Regions from separate parts of the Homo sapiens genome. Here region 1 is linked to region 2. A link is an interaction called in ENCODE POLR2A ChIA-PET data of the cell type or tissue named here. Cell type or tissue: GM12878. All regions are shown on one strand. Links, peaks and the distances in the headings refer to the core of each region. The heading gives the core; the rest is flanking DNA.

Region 1 (7,661 bases), core at 1,395-5,394, 320 kb before region 2:
TATTTGGTGAAAATCAGATTTTGGAGTTAATGCTGGATTTCATTTTTTCATTCTGTATCTCCCACTACTAGTTATGGATTCGGTTTTTGCTGTTTTTTCTTTTCTTCAAAGCCCTGACCATCTTTTTTTTCTTTAATTTATAGCTAGTGATGTCCTCTTACATTTTATTTTATTTCTCATTTTTATAACTTTTTCCCCCTCCATATGGAAGCCTCTTCCATGTGGAGTCCTAATTCGGGAAAAGGAGTCAGGCTGGCGGGACCAAGGGAATGCAAAAAGAGAAAGCAGATAAGCTGTAACTGCCTTCGTGGTCCAGGACACATAGCCCTCCTGCGCAAATAACTCATAATCTTCCTGCACCCAGCTATCACCAGACCCTCAGCTGATAGAAAAATGCAAGTTAGCTCACTGCAACCTTGACATTGTCAGTACTGCACAAGGTGTTATCATTAACCCTCTTCAGCACACAGCACAAGCACCATCTTATAGAATCCCCAGCAAGCAAGCCTTTGTGTCTCCTGGCAGCCAGTTCTTCTCTTGCTGACTTGTCGTTTGCTTTCTTACAACATATTTTCCTACTTTCGCTAATAAATAAATATGCCTTTCTTTACCTACAACTGTCTTGGTAAATTCTTTTTACTGCCTGCATGACACTGGCCCCAGATAGTTGCCACTCAAAATACTCCTCTTCTTTATCCCTTTAAATATTGGTGTGTCTTGGCCAGGTGTGGTGGCTCACGCCTGTAATCCCAGCACTTTGGGAGGCTGAGGCGGGCAGATCACCTGAGGTCATGAGTTCCAGGTCAGCCTGGCCAACATGGTGAAACCCCATCTCTACTAAAAATACAAAAATTAGCCAGGCATGGTGGCAGGCGCCTGTAATCCCAGCTAGTTGGGAGGCTGAGGCAAGAGAATCGCTTGAACCTGGGAGGCGGAGTTTGCAGTGAGCTGATATCCCGCCATTGCACTCCCACCTGGGGGACAAGAGCAAGACTTTGTCTTTTTAAAAAAAAAAAATTTTTTTTGTCTGTCTTGAGGCCCCTGCTTCTCTTCTAGCCTTTTCTTTGGTTACTCTGCCACTGTTTTCATTGTGTTTTCTCCCTCTGTGACCCTGTTTAAAATCCAAGGTTTCAACTACTCTCAGTTTGGTGTTCTAGATTTCCAGTTCCACTGGTGTAACTATCCATTGGACACTTTTTGTCCGCCCATGGGCATAACATATTTATTATGTATGAAACAGAACTTTTTCTTTCCAAACTGGTTTCTTCTTCAGTATTCATATTTCAGTGAGTAGAAATATTATTCACTCAGTGGTTCTCAAACTTTCTGGTATCAGAACCCCTTAACACTCTTAAAAATGATTGAAATCTCCAGAGAGCTTTTGTCTTTGTGAGTTATAACATTAAATATTAATGATTAGAAGTTAAAACTGAGAAAATTTAAAATACCTATTTTTAAAAAGTATAAATTTACTAAAAGTGACAGTAAACCTTTGTCCAGAATTGGTGGGTTCTTGGTCTCACTGACTTCAAGAATGAAGCCACGGACCCTTGCGGTGAGTGTCACAGTTCTTAAAGGCGGTGTGTCTGGAGTTTGTTCCTTCTGATGCTCGGATGTGTTCGGAGTTTCTTCCTTCTGGTGGGTTCGTGGTCTCGCTGGCTTCAGGAGTGAAGCTACAGACCTTTGCGGTGAGTGTTACAGCTCATAAAGGCAGTGTGGACCCAAAGAGTGAGCAGCAGCAAGATTTATTGCAAAGAGCGAAAGAACAAAGCTTCCACAGTGTGGAAGGGGACCCCAGCCGGTTGCCACTGGTGGCTCGGGCAGCCTGCTTTTATTCTCTTATCTGACCCCACCCATATCCTGCTGATTGGTCCATTTTACAGAGAGCTGATTGGTGCATTTACAGTCCCTGAGCTAGACACAAAAGTTCTCCACGTCCCCACTAGATTAGCTATATGCAGCCCACTAGATTAGCTAGATACAGAGTGTTGATTGGTGTATTTACAAACCTTGAGCTAGATACAGAGTGCCAAAGGTGCATTCACAACTCCTTAGCTAGACATAAAGGTTCTCCAAGTCCCCACCAGATTAACTAGATACCAAGTGCCAATTGGTGCATTCACAAACCCTGAGCTAGACACAGGGTGCTGATTGGTGAGTTTACAAACCTTGAGCTAGATACAGAGTGCTGATTGGTGTATTTACAATCCCTTAGCTAGACATAAAGATTCTCCAAGTCCCCACCAGACTTAGGAGCCCAGCTGGCTTCACCCAGTGGATCCTGCACTGGGGCTGCAGGTGGAGCTGCCTGCGAGTCCTGCACAGTGGGCCTGCACTGCTCAGCCCTTAGGCTGTCCGTGGGACTGGGCGCGGTGGAGCAGGGGGCGGCGCTCGTCAGGGAGGCTCAGGCTGCGCAGGAGCCCACAGAAGCGGGGGGAGGCTCAGGCATGGCGGGCTGCAGGTCCCAAGCCCTGCCCCGAGGGGAGGCAGCTAAGGCCCGGCAAGAAGTCGAGCACAGCAGCTGCTTGCCCAGGTGCTAAGCCCCTCACTGCCCTGGTGGGCGGGGCCGGCTGGCCTCTCCGAGTGCGGAGCCTGCCGAGCCCACTCCCACCCGGAACTCGTGCTGGCCCGCAAGCGCCATGGGCAGCCTCGGTTCCCGCCCGTGCCTCTCCGTCCACACCTCCCCGCAAGCTGAGGGAGCCGGCTCCCGCCTCGGCGAGCCCAGGAAGGAGCTCCCACAGTGCAGCGGTGGGCTGAAGGGCTCCTCAAGTGCCGCCAAAGTGGGAGCCCAGGCAGAGGAGGCCCCCAGAGCGAGGGAGGGCTGCGAGCGCTGCCAGCACGCTGTCACCTCTCAAACCTATTGCATGTTAACATAAATTTGTATGAAAAATAACTTTTTACAAAACAGCAGCAACAAAATGTGGTGAGAAATGTGGCATTTTTTTTATTTTTGTAATTATTTTTAATGATGGTACTAATAGAAGACAGCTGGATTCTCATAACTGCATTTTCATTCAAATTAGTTACAATATTCCATTTCATATATCTTCTGGAAAATGCTACCATACACCCATGAGAGCATGACAGTGAAAAAGACAAACAGGGTTTTACTACTACTCTGAAAATGGTTTTGACCATGTAGTTTCCATGAAAGTCTTGGGGATTCCCAGGGGTTCCAGGCCACACTTTGAGAGCTGCTCTTCTGTCTAGTCCCCCAGGTGTCTTCTTAGATGTCTTCTCTCCCAGTCATTACACACATCTCATATGTTACTAAGTCTTTTTTTTTTTTTGAAGACGGGGTCCTGCTGTGTTGCCCAGGCTGGAGTGCAGGGCTCACTGCAGCCTCGACCTCTCAGGATCAAGTGATCTTCCCATCTCAGCCTCCCGACTAGCTGGGACCACAGGTGTGTGCCACCACCCCCAGATAAAAGTCTTAAAGTTAGGCCAGGCATGGTGGCTCATGCCTGTAATCCCAGCACTTTGGGAGGCTGAGGTGGGCGGATCGCGAGGTCAGGAGATCGAGACCATTCTGGCTAACACGGTGAAACCCCCTCTCTACTAAAAATACAAAAAATTAGCTGGGCGTGGTGGCAGGCGCCTGTAAGTCCCAGCTACTTGGGAGGCTGAGACAGGAGAATGGCGTGAACCCAGGAGGTAGAGCTTGCAGTGAGCCAGATTGCGCCATTGCACTCCAGCCTGGGCGACAGAGTGAGACTCCGTCTCAAAAAAAAAAAAAAAGTCTTTAAGTTTTTATCTCCTCAATGTATCTTAAGTCAGAGTCCCCTCATTCTACAGCCAGAGTACTTTTCTTCTTATTTGTTTGTTTGTTTGAGATGGAGTCTCACTCTGTTGCCCAGGCTGGAGTGCAGTGGCTCGATCTTGTGATATCTGCTCACTGCAACCTCCACCTCCTGGGTTCAAGCAGTTCTCTGCCTCAGCCTCCTGAGTAGCTGGGATTACAGGCACCTGCCACAACGTCCAGCTAATTTTAGTATTTTTAGTAGAGATGGGGTTTCACCGTTTTGGCCAGGCTGGTCTTGAACTCCTGACCTCGTGATCCACCCGCCTCGGCCTCCCAAAGTGCTGGCATTACACGTGTGAGCGACCACGCCTGGCCTGGGCCAGAGTACTTTTCACATTTTTTTCTATCTAGTGTTTTTGCCTCTATTCTTTTTTTTCTAAGCCATTCACATTGTAGAAAAAGTAATCTTTCTAAAATAGAAATCTGATGATGTAACTCCTTTCCAAAAGTCCTTTATGAGTTTCTTACAGCTTTATTAGTATGTAAGACTTTTTATAATCCTGTTTCTACTAACCTCTCTAGATTCTTCTCAAGCCATTCATTTCTCCATGGATACCTTTATGTTATAGCTTTCTTTATGCAATACTTGCAGCTCTGAGAAAAAATCATGGTGACCTGTACATCTGTATTAACAGTGTTGAGTTTGCACTTTTCTATGTACTTTACATATGTTATTTTTTTTATACAGCCTTCCAAAAGAAGTACTCTTATTATTCTGTTTTATAGATGAGGAAACTGAGAGAGATGATTGATCTCTTGTTAAACCTCTAAAATAATCTCAAGGAACATAGGCTTGTTTCCCTACTTTTCTTTTCTTTTTTTTTTTTTGAGACAGAGTCTTGCTCTGTCACCCAGGCTGGAGTGCAGTGGCGTGATCTCGGCTCACTGCAAGCTCTGCCTCCCGGGTTCACGCCATTCTCCTGCCTCAGCCTCCCGAGTAGCTGGGACTACAGGCGCCCACCACCGTGCCCGGCTAATTTTTTTGTTGTTGTATTTTTAGTAGAGACGGTTTCACCGTGGTCTTGATCTCCTGACCTCGTGATCCACCCGCCTCGACCTCCCGAAGTGCTGGGATTACAGGCTTGAGCCACTGCGCCCGGCCTGTTTCCATACTTTTCTATTTGGCTAAATATTACTTATCCTAGAGGATCAGGCTTAAGTATTCCCTCCTTCTGAAGCCTTTCCAATGGTCTGATCTAGATACCTGCTCCCTGCATGGCTTACCTTGTGAGCAGCTTGAGCTAGCCCTTAACATAATACAGTTTTTACTTGTTTGTCAGGGAATTTTATTTTTTTGGAACAGGAATATTAGATTGTATCTAATATTTACTCCCAGAACAAATGTGCATATTGAGGTCCTTAAAATCTGATATCCCTCTGGACCTTCTTATTCTGTTCATTCTAAGCAAGCAGGACCCTCAGTTTAGGAGGAGCTGTATAACAGATATTATTATTATTATTATTTTGTTTGTTTGTTTTTGAGACGGAGTCTCGCTCTGTTACCCAGGCTGGAGTGCATGATCTCGGCTCACCGCAACCTCCACCTCCTGGGTTCAAGCGTTTCTCCTGCCTCAGCCTCCCGAGCAGCTGGGATTACAGGCACCCACCATCATGTCCAGCTAATTTTTTTTTTTGTATTTTTGTAGAGATGGGGTTTCACCATGTTGGCCAGGCTGGTCTTGAACTCCTGACCTCAGGTGATCCACCCACCTCGGCCTTCCAAAGTGCTGGGATTACAGGCATTAGCCACAGCGCCCTGCCGATCACATTATTATTAATTCTTCCAGATTTTACAAATTGTGATCCCAATGTATTAAAGAAGACTTAATAATAACACAAAATAATAGCTAACCTTTATTTATTTATTTAGAGACAGGGTCTCACTCCAGGTTGGAGTGCAACGGCGTGACCACAGCTCACTGCAGCCTTGACCTCCTTGGCTCAAGCGATCCTCTCACCTCAGCCTCCCAAGTAGCTGGGACTACAGGCATGCACCACCACATTCGGCTAATAAAAAAATTTTTTTTGGCTGGGCGCTGTGGCTCACGCCTATAATCCCAGAACTTTGGGAGGCCAAGGCCGGTGGATCACCTGAGGTCAGGAGTTCAAGACTTTACTAAAAATACAAAAATTAGCCGGGCCTGGTGGTGCATGCCTGTAAACCCAGCTATTCAGGAGGCTGAGGCATGAGAATTGCTTGAACCCGGGAGGCAGAGGTTGCAGTGAGAGGTTGCAGTCAGGCGAGATTGCGCCATTGCACTCCAGACTGGGCAACAAGAGCGAGACTCCGTCTCAATAAATAAATAAATAAAAATTATTTTATTTTTTATTTAGTTATTTATTTTTGAGATGGAGTCTCTCTCTGTCGCCCAGGCTGGAGTGCAGTGGCATGATCTCAGCTCACTGCAAGCTCCGCCTCCTGGGTTCAAGCCATTCTCCTGCCTCAGCCTCCCAAGTAGCTGGGACTGCAGGTGCCTGCCACCACGCCTGGCTAATTTTTTGTATTTTTAGTAGAGACAGGGTTTCACTGTGTTAGCCAGGATGGTCTCTATCTCCTGACCTGGTGATCGGCCCTCCTCGGCCTCCCAAAGTGCTGGGATTACAGGTGTGAGCCAGCCCTTTTTTTTTTTTTTTTTTTTTGTAGGCTGGGCTCACGCCTTTCATCCCAGCACTTTGAGAGGCTGAGGCAGGCAGATTACTTGAGGTCAGGAGTTTCAGACCAGCCTGGCCAACATGGTGAAACCCTGTCTATACTAAAAATACAAAAATTAGCTGGGCATGTTGGTGCATGCCTATAATTCCAGGTGCTCAGGAGGCTGAGGCAGGAGAATTGCTTGAGGCCAGGAGTCTGAGACCAGCCTGGACAACATAGTGAAACTTTACAAAAAAAAAAAACCAAATTAGCCAGATGTGTTGGTGTGTGCTTATAGTCCCAGGTATTTGGGAGACTGAGGTAGGAGGATCTCTTGAGCCTAGGAGGTTGAGGATGCAGTGAGCCACGATTGTGTCATTGCACTCTAGCCTGAACAATAGAGACCCTGCCTCCAAAAAGAAAAAAAAAGTCTGGGTGCAGTGGCTCATACCTGTAGTCCCAGCACTTTGGGAGGTTGAGTTGGGAGGATCACTTGAATCCAGGAGTTAGAGACCAGCCTGGGCAACATAGGGAGACCCCCATCTCTACAAAAGTGAAAAAAAAAAATTAGCCAGGCATGGTGGTGCATGTGTATAGTTTCAGCTACTCAGGAGGCTGATAGGAGGATTGCTTGAGTCTGAGAGGTTGAGGCTGCAGTGAGTCATGATTATACCACTACACTCCAGCCTGGGCCTCAGAGCGAGACCCTGTGTGTTTATGTCTCTGTCTCTCTCTCTCTCTATCTCTATCCCCTCTCTCTATATGTATGTATATATAAAATTGCAATTCTCAGCCTGCCCACCTAATTCTCACTTTCCTGTGAATAACATCAATAAACATGTCACATTTTAGTTGTGATTTATGAAGTCGATACCATTTTCCTTCTCTCAGTAAGTTATATTGTTTAATTCTAGAATCCTATTTTCTTTTCTTTATTAGAGATACATCTGAATTTTATCTTTTTGATGGGATTCATTTGCCCATTCTTTTTTTTTTTTTTTTTTTGAGATGGAGTCTTGTTCTGTCGCCCAGGCTGGAGTGCAGTGGTACGATCTCGGCTCACTGCAACTTCCGCCTCCTGGATTCAAGAGATTCTCCTGCCTCAACCTCCCGAGTAGCTGGGATTACACTACAGATGCCCAGCTAATTTCTGTATTTTTTGTAGAAACAGGGTTTCGCCATGTTGGCCAGGCTGGTCTTAAACTCCTGACCTTGTGATCCACCCAC
Region 2 (7,262 bases), core at 3,227-7,226:
TGTAGCAAAGGGAAGTAGGTGGTATTGTTGGGCAAGAAAAGCAGCCAGTTAGAGAACAACACAAGGCCCTGACCCACAGTTCTGGGCAAATCTGCTGAGTTCCATGACTGTGAGTGACTTAAAGCTTGAAAGCCAGAGTGATAGAGACCCCTTGTGGGTGATTGCATGAATTGCTGATGGTACTGTGTCTAGCTTTGTCCAAAACGAAGCTTGAGTTTCTTTTAACCTTAGCATAGGTAGCCTAAGTAAAAGTAAGATCTTCAGGCAAATACAGGTTAGACAGAGACCTAATTATACATTGGAAGGGTGCCCAGGCTTTAGGTGAAATTTAAATGCTTTTTAGGTGGGCTGTTTGCATTTATTTTTACTGTAGCTGACCAATAGTGCCAACGTTGTCTTTTATTCTATAATACCTTAAGCAGTTTTGTTCCCTTATTAAGCAAAAATCTTTATTTATTTCAGGATTTGATCCCAAACTCTTTCTTGTTTTCCTTCTTGGACTTATGCTATTTTTTTGTGGAGACTTGCTGAGCAGGTAGGTTCCAAGGCTAGTGTGCAGAATGAAACGGCTCATACCTATCCTGCCTGCGTTTTATAGTAACTATTAAGTACTGCCATTCCCATTTCCAGGACCTTTATGGCTTGGCCGTTGCCTGCTTGGATATTTAAAAAAATACTTTAATGTGTATTATGATTTTTGTTTTTTCTTATTTGAACAATGTTGACAATAGTGAAATTCCCACATTAGGTTGGCCCATCATTAGGTTGATAGGAGTTAGCCAATACAATGAAATGGAACATCATCACCCTTTCTATTGCTAGAAGTAATGTGTTAAGGTGTCATCTTTACAGGTCCATGGGTTGATGAGTTTCATTTTGTTCAGACGTAAAGAAACAAATAGCTTCTGGGTACGGTGGCTCACGCCTGTAATCACAGCACTTTGGGAGGCCAAGGCTGGCGGATCATGAGGTCAGGAGATCGAGACCATCCTGGCTAACACGGTGAAACCCCATCTCTACTGAAAATGCAAAAAAATTAGCCAGGCGTGGTGGCGGGCGCCTGTAGTCCCAGCTACTTGTGAGGCTGAGGCAGGAGAATGGCGTGAACCCAGGAGGTGGAGCTTGCAGTGAGCCGAGATCGTGCCACTGTGCTCCAGCCTGGGCAACAGAGCAAGACTCCATCTCAAAAAAAAGGAAACAAATATCACAGCTCAGCCTGGGCAACATGGCAAAACCCTGTCTATACAAAAATTAGCTGGACGTGGTGGTATGTGCCTGTGATCCCAGTTACTCGAGAGGCTAAGGCACGAGAACCGCTTGAGCCTGGAGGCGGAGGTTGCGGTGAGCCAAGATCACACCACTGTACTTCAACCTGGGCCACAGAGGGAGACCCTGTTTAAAAAAAAAAAAAAAAATCAAGTGTTTATTCATTTTTTCCTTTAGGAACCTACTAGTTAAGACAGGTGAGACTGACATGTACAAATATGAAGAAAATATATAGGTAACTAAATAAACATTGAATGAAGGTAAAATCAACATTAAGTTTGTATACAAGTAAAAAGTATTTGTGGAGTAGTGAATGCAAGATTAACAATTGGAGTTTGAAGTTGGGCTGGAGTGGGGTTGCTGGAAGTTGTTATTTTGGTGATGCTGAGAGAAACAGGGAGGAATAACTGGTAGAAAAAATCTGGAATGGGGGGCTGGTTGTGGTGGCTCACCCCTGTAATCCTAGCACTTTGGGAGGCTGAAGGGGGAGGATAACTTGAGCCCAAGAGTTTGAGACCAGCCTAGGTAACATAGTGAGACCCTGCCTCTACAAAAAAATACAAAAATTAGCCAGGCATGGTTGTGCATGCCAGTAGTCCCAGCTACTTGGGAGTCTGAGGTAGGAGGATCACTTGAGCCCAGGAGGTTGAGGCTGCAGTGATCCGTGATTGCACCACTGCACTCCAGCCTGGGTGACAAAATAATAATATTCAGGTCGGGAGAGATGATGGGGATGTGAATAGGACATTACGTAAAGGCTGATTATTGGGAAATACATGAGGGAAGACCTTTAATCCTAATCTTCATAATCTGGCAGTAACTACATAGCATCAGTCTCTACAGTTCTCTGACCTCAAGTTTTGGGCAAATATAGTCACACATCACTTTATTGTACTTCACTTTTTTGTGGTTCACAGATAGTGCATTTCTTTCCAAATTGAAGGTTCGTGGCAACCCTGGGTCAAGCAAATCTATCACACCGTTTTCCCAACAGCATGTGCTCACTTGGGGTCTGTGTGTCACATTTTAGTAATTATAATATTTCAAACTTTTTCATATGATTATAACTGTTATGGTGATCCATAATCAGTGATCTTTGATGCTGCTGTTGCAATTATTTTGGGGCACCACATGTCCATGTAAGACAGTATATTAGTTCATTTTCTTTTTTTTTTTTTTGAGACAGAGTCTCGCTCTGTCGCCCAGGCTGGAGTGTAGTGACGCGATCTCGGCTCACTGCAAGCTCCACCTTCCGGGTTCATGCCATTCTCCTGCCTCAGCCTCCCGAGTAGCTGGGACTACAGGCACCTGCCACCACGTGCAGCTAATTTTTTGTATTTTTAGTAGAGACGGGTTTCACCGTGTTAGCCAGGATGGTCTCGATCTCCTGACCTCATGATCTGCCTGCCTCAGCCTCCCAAAGTGCTGGGATTACAGGCGTGAGCCACTGCGCCCAGCCTATTAGTTCATTTTCATACTGTTGATAAAGATACCCAAGACTGGATAATTTATAAAGAAAAAGAAGTTTAATGGACTCACAGTTCCTGGTGGCTGGGGAGGCCTCATAATCATGGCAGAATGCAAAAGGCACATCTTACATGGCAGCAGGCAAGAGAGAATGAGAACCAAGTGAAAGTGGAAACCCCTTATAAAACCATCAGATCTCATGAGACTTATTCACTACCATGAGAACAGTATGAGGGCAACTGCCCCCATGATTCAATTATCTCCCACCAGTTCCCTCCTACAACACGTGGGAATGATGGGAGCTACAATTCAAGATGAGATTTGGGTGGGGACACAGCCAAACCATATTAGACAGTGAACTTCATCGATAAATGTCATGGGTGTTCTAACAACTCAACCAATTGGTTATTCCCGTCTCCCTTCTTCTTGGGCCTCCCTATTCCCTGAGAAACAGCAATATTGAAACTAGGCCAATTAATAACCCTAGAGTAGATTGTGAGTCTTCAACTGAAAGGAAGAGTCATACATCTCTCTGATTATGCTTAGTGAGAACAGCAAAAGCCAAGACAGACCGAAAGCTAGACCTCTTGTCCTGAGCAGTTAGCCAAGTTGTGAGTGCAAAGGGAAAGTTCTTGAAGGAAATTAAAAGTGCTACTCCAGGGAACACACAAGTGATAAGAAAGTGAAACAGCCTTATTGCTGATATGGAGAGAGTTTTAGTTGGCTGTTGAGAAGATTAAACCAGATACAACTCTTTTTTTGTTTGTTTGTTTGTTTTTTTGAGACAGAGTCTTGCTCTCTTGCCCAGGCTGGAGTGCAGTGGCGTGATCTCGGCTCACTGCAAGCTCCGCCTCCCAGGTTCATGCCATTCTCCTGCCTCAGCCTCCCTAGTAGCTGGGACTATAGGCGCCTGCCACCACACCCAGCTAATTTTTTTGTATTTTTAGTAGAGACAGGGTTTCACCGTGTTAACCAGGATGGTCTCGATCTCCGGACCTCGTGATCCTCCCATCTCAGCCTCCCAAAGTGCTGGGATTACAGGCTTGAGCCACCATGCCCGGCCAGATACAACTTTTTTAAAGCTAAAGGCTGATCCAGAGCAAGACCCTAACTGTCTTCAATTCTGTGAAGGGTGAGAGGTGAGGAAGCCTCAGAAGAAAAGTTTACAGCTAGTGAAGGTTCTTGGTTCATGAGATTTAAGGAAAGAAGCTGTCTTATTACATAAGTGCAAGGTAGGCTAGGCGTGGTGGCTCAGGCCTGTAGTCCCAGCACTTTGGGAGGCTGAGGCGGGCAGATCACTTGAGCCCAGGGAGTTCGAGACCAGCCTGAGCAACATGGTGAAACCCTGCCTTTACAAAAAATACAAAAAAGTCATGGTACCAGCTACTCGGGAGGCTGAGGTGGGAGAATCACCTGGGCCCAGTAGATCAAGGCTGCAGTGAGCCATGATGACGCCATCGCACCCCAGCTTGGGCAACAGAGTGAGACTTTGTCTCAAAAAAAAAAAAAAAAAAGATGAACCAAGCACTGATATAGAAGCTGTAGCAAGTTATTCAGAAGATCTAGCTAACATCATTGTTGAAAGTGGCTACAATTAAAGAGCTCCTCAGTGTAGACAAAATAGCCTTATACTAGAAGAAGATGCCATTGAGGACTTTGATAGCGAGAGAGAAGTCAGTGCCTAGCTTCAAAGGAGGGGTGATCCTCTTGTTAAGGGTTAATGCTGTTGGAGGATTGACTCCAGTTTTGAAAGAAGTTGTGGTAAAATGCTATCAGACAGTATTGCATGCTTTAGAGAAATCTTCATTGAAAGGATGAGTCAATGCAGCAAACTTCATTATATTTTAAGAAATTGCCACAGCCACTCCAGCCTTCAGAAACCACTGCCTTCATCAGTCAACAGCCATCAACATGGAAGTGAGACCCTCCACCAGCAAAAAAAATGATGACTCACTGAAGGCGTAGATGATCTTTAGCAGGTTTTAGCAAAGTATTTTTAATTAAGGAATATATATTTTTAAGACATAATGCTGTTGTACACTTAATATACTATAATATAGTGTAAACAATTTTTATATGCAGTGGGAAACCAAAAAATTTGTGTGACTTACTTACTGCAATTGCAATATTTGGTTTATTGCAGTGGTCTGGAACCAAATTTGAAATGTCTCTGATGCTTGTACTGCTCTAATCTTGTACCTTTTAAAATCTTTCGGCTGGGTTAGTTGTCCTAGTTTCAACAGTGCTATGTATGAAATATATACATATGGTCATGAAATACATTTTTTTCCTGCAGAAGTCAAATTTTCTACTACTCTACTGGGATGACTGTGGGAATTGTGGCCTCTCTGCTAATCATCATTTTTATACTATCTAAGTTTATGCCTAAGGTAAGTATCAGAATCTTCATGTGCAGCTAGAATGAATTTGGATAGCTGAAGGACTGTTTTCCTGGGTAATCTTAGAAAACTGAAAATGTGTATTGATGGCTGATGAGTCAATATCCTACTCTCCTTGATTCAGAAAGGTACTTTCCACGATGAAACTTGGAGCCTGATTACAAATTCTTTCTTTTTATATAAAATCCTGTGCTCAGAGGGGGATTAAAGTCTGCTTCCTGTTTTTTAATTATATAGCCAGGCTTTTAAGTTATTTAGCATTTCATCTTCCCAGTGTTCGTTGCAGACTGTACCATTTTAAGTATAAAGGACATCTTTTTAAGAGAAGTGTTTTTTGTGCATTTTGAGTAGGTTGAATTTTTTAAAAAAAAAATCATAGTTCCATTTTGCTTCTTTTATGTATGGAAAGCCTGTTGTAACTTTTTGCTTTCACTTCTACTCTCTGTCTTAGAAAAGTCCCATTTACGTCATCCTGGTGGGAGGCTGGTCTTTTTCTCTGTACCTCATTCAACTAGTTTTTAAAAATTTACAAGAGATCTGGAGGTGTTACTGGCAGTATCTTTTAAGTAAGTGTTGTCGGTTTTGCTTTCCTTTTGTACGTTTATAGGCTGTTTCAGTTAATTTGATCATGAAAAGATTTTGCCTGCTTATGGGATTTAATAGTTCATGTCATTTTTTTAAACTTTTAAAAATCATAGTTTTTCACTTATTTCTAATCCCTCTACAATTATCACCTTCTCTTAAATTAGAATGGTGCTGTTAAGGCGAAGATGTTCATTTATTGGTATTTATAAATATACCTTTCTTTACACAATAAACATCTTTCTGAAAAGCTGTAAGTTGACTTTATTAATGGAATCATATTTTAAATATACTTGGGGACCTTAAGTAAAAGACTCCGCAGTTAATTTTTTTCTCCTTCATTTCTGAATGAACTGCTGTAGATTTTATTTACAAAGTAAAAATCCTTGGTCATATAGATAGTAACCTTTGAGTTATCCTTTGAAGGGTGATTAATCTGGATTTCTGTATATTGGTTTTTTAAAATAGTCTATTTCAGGGTTGTTCAACATGTACCTTTAATGTTCTGTTTGAACCAAATAAATTTGGGACAGCAGAAAGGATAGAAACTTAGAGAAATATATTCTAAGAAAAAAGTGTGAAAAATTAAGTAAAAATCTGATTTCCTAGTTCAATTGGTGCTATATAGTAAATTAACTACTGCTTCCCACACAAATTATTTTTACCAAGTATAGATGAAAAAGAATGTCTTCTGATAACTCTTCTCATAGGTTATGTCCTCACAGTTGGATTCATGAGTTTTGCAGTATGTTACAAGTATGGGCCCTTGGAGAATGAACGAAGTATCAACCTGCTGACCTGGACCTTGCAGCTGATGGGCCTGTGTTTCATGTATTCTGGCATCCAGATACCACATATTGCCCTTGCCATTATCATCATTGCTCTTTGTACTAAGAACCTGGAACACCCTATTCAGTGGCTGTACATCACCTGCAGGTGACTGAAAGGCAATGTAACTTAATATTGACAGGTACATTGTGGGATGCAGTTGCAGCAAGAGGATACAGAGGTGTTGACCTGGGAGCTTCTTTGTTAATGAAAAGTCATTGTATTGTACTTCCACTTTTGTTCCTTCCCGAGTCTATTTTTTTTTTTTTACTTTCTATAGGAATTTTTATATTTTTATTCTAGTCATTTTATATAAAATGTCTAGTAAAATGTCATGTGTTCCTGTTACCACAAGGTGGTGCAAATTCTATCACTGTTTTTTTGAGATGGAGTCTCGCTCTGTCGCCCAGGCTGGAGTGCAGTGGCGTGATCTCGGCTCACTGCAACCTCCACCTCCCGGGTTCAAACGATTCTTCTGCCTCAGCCTCCTGAGTAGCTGGGATTACAGGCATGCGCCACCACATTCAGCTAATTTTTATATTTTTAGTAGGGTTCCCCATGTTGACCAGGCTGGTCTTGAACTCCTGACCTCAAATGTCAGGAGTTCATAAAGTGCTGAGGAGCTCCCAAAGTGCTTGGATTACAAAGTGCTGGGATTACAGACATGAGCCACTGCGCCCCGCCACAAATTGTATCGCTTTTATACCGTATGCTCATTGA

The links. Peaks named below come from ENCODE experiments on the same cell type or tissue, not always from the same donor. Only the 100,000 strongest peaks of a DNase experiment are listed, where the experiment ranks them.
Region 1: POLR2A ChIA-PET joins it to region 2 with 5 read pairs; 1 of 35 experiments calls an interaction of 5 or more read pairs at or near these places.

Annotation. Positions count from the first base shown.
Region 1 is chr12:57,381,323-57,388,983 of GRCh38, reverse strand. All of the region lies in intron 2 of R3HDM2 (R3H domain containing 2), which reads left to right. Among named protein-coding and RNA genes, the nearest start is that of R3HDM2, 46 kb to the left of the region's middle. In GM12878, for the core only: no CTCF peak of the experiment used is centred there; a DNase peak (open chromatin) is centred at 3,204.
Region 2 is chr12:57,062,507-57,069,768 of GRCh38, reverse strand. NEMP1 (nuclear envelope integral membrane protein 1) reads left to right here. Exons shown (of 9, transcript NM_001130963.2): 4 at 463-535; 5 at 5,030-5,123; 6 at 5,584-5,698; 7 at 6,425-6,650. Among named protein-coding and RNA genes, the nearest start is that of NEMP1, 13 kb to the left of the region's middle. In GM12878, for the core only: no CTCF peak of the experiment used is centred there; a DNase peak (open chromatin) is centred at 5,628; H3K4me3 peaks cover 351 bases; H3K27ac peaks cover 2,366 bases.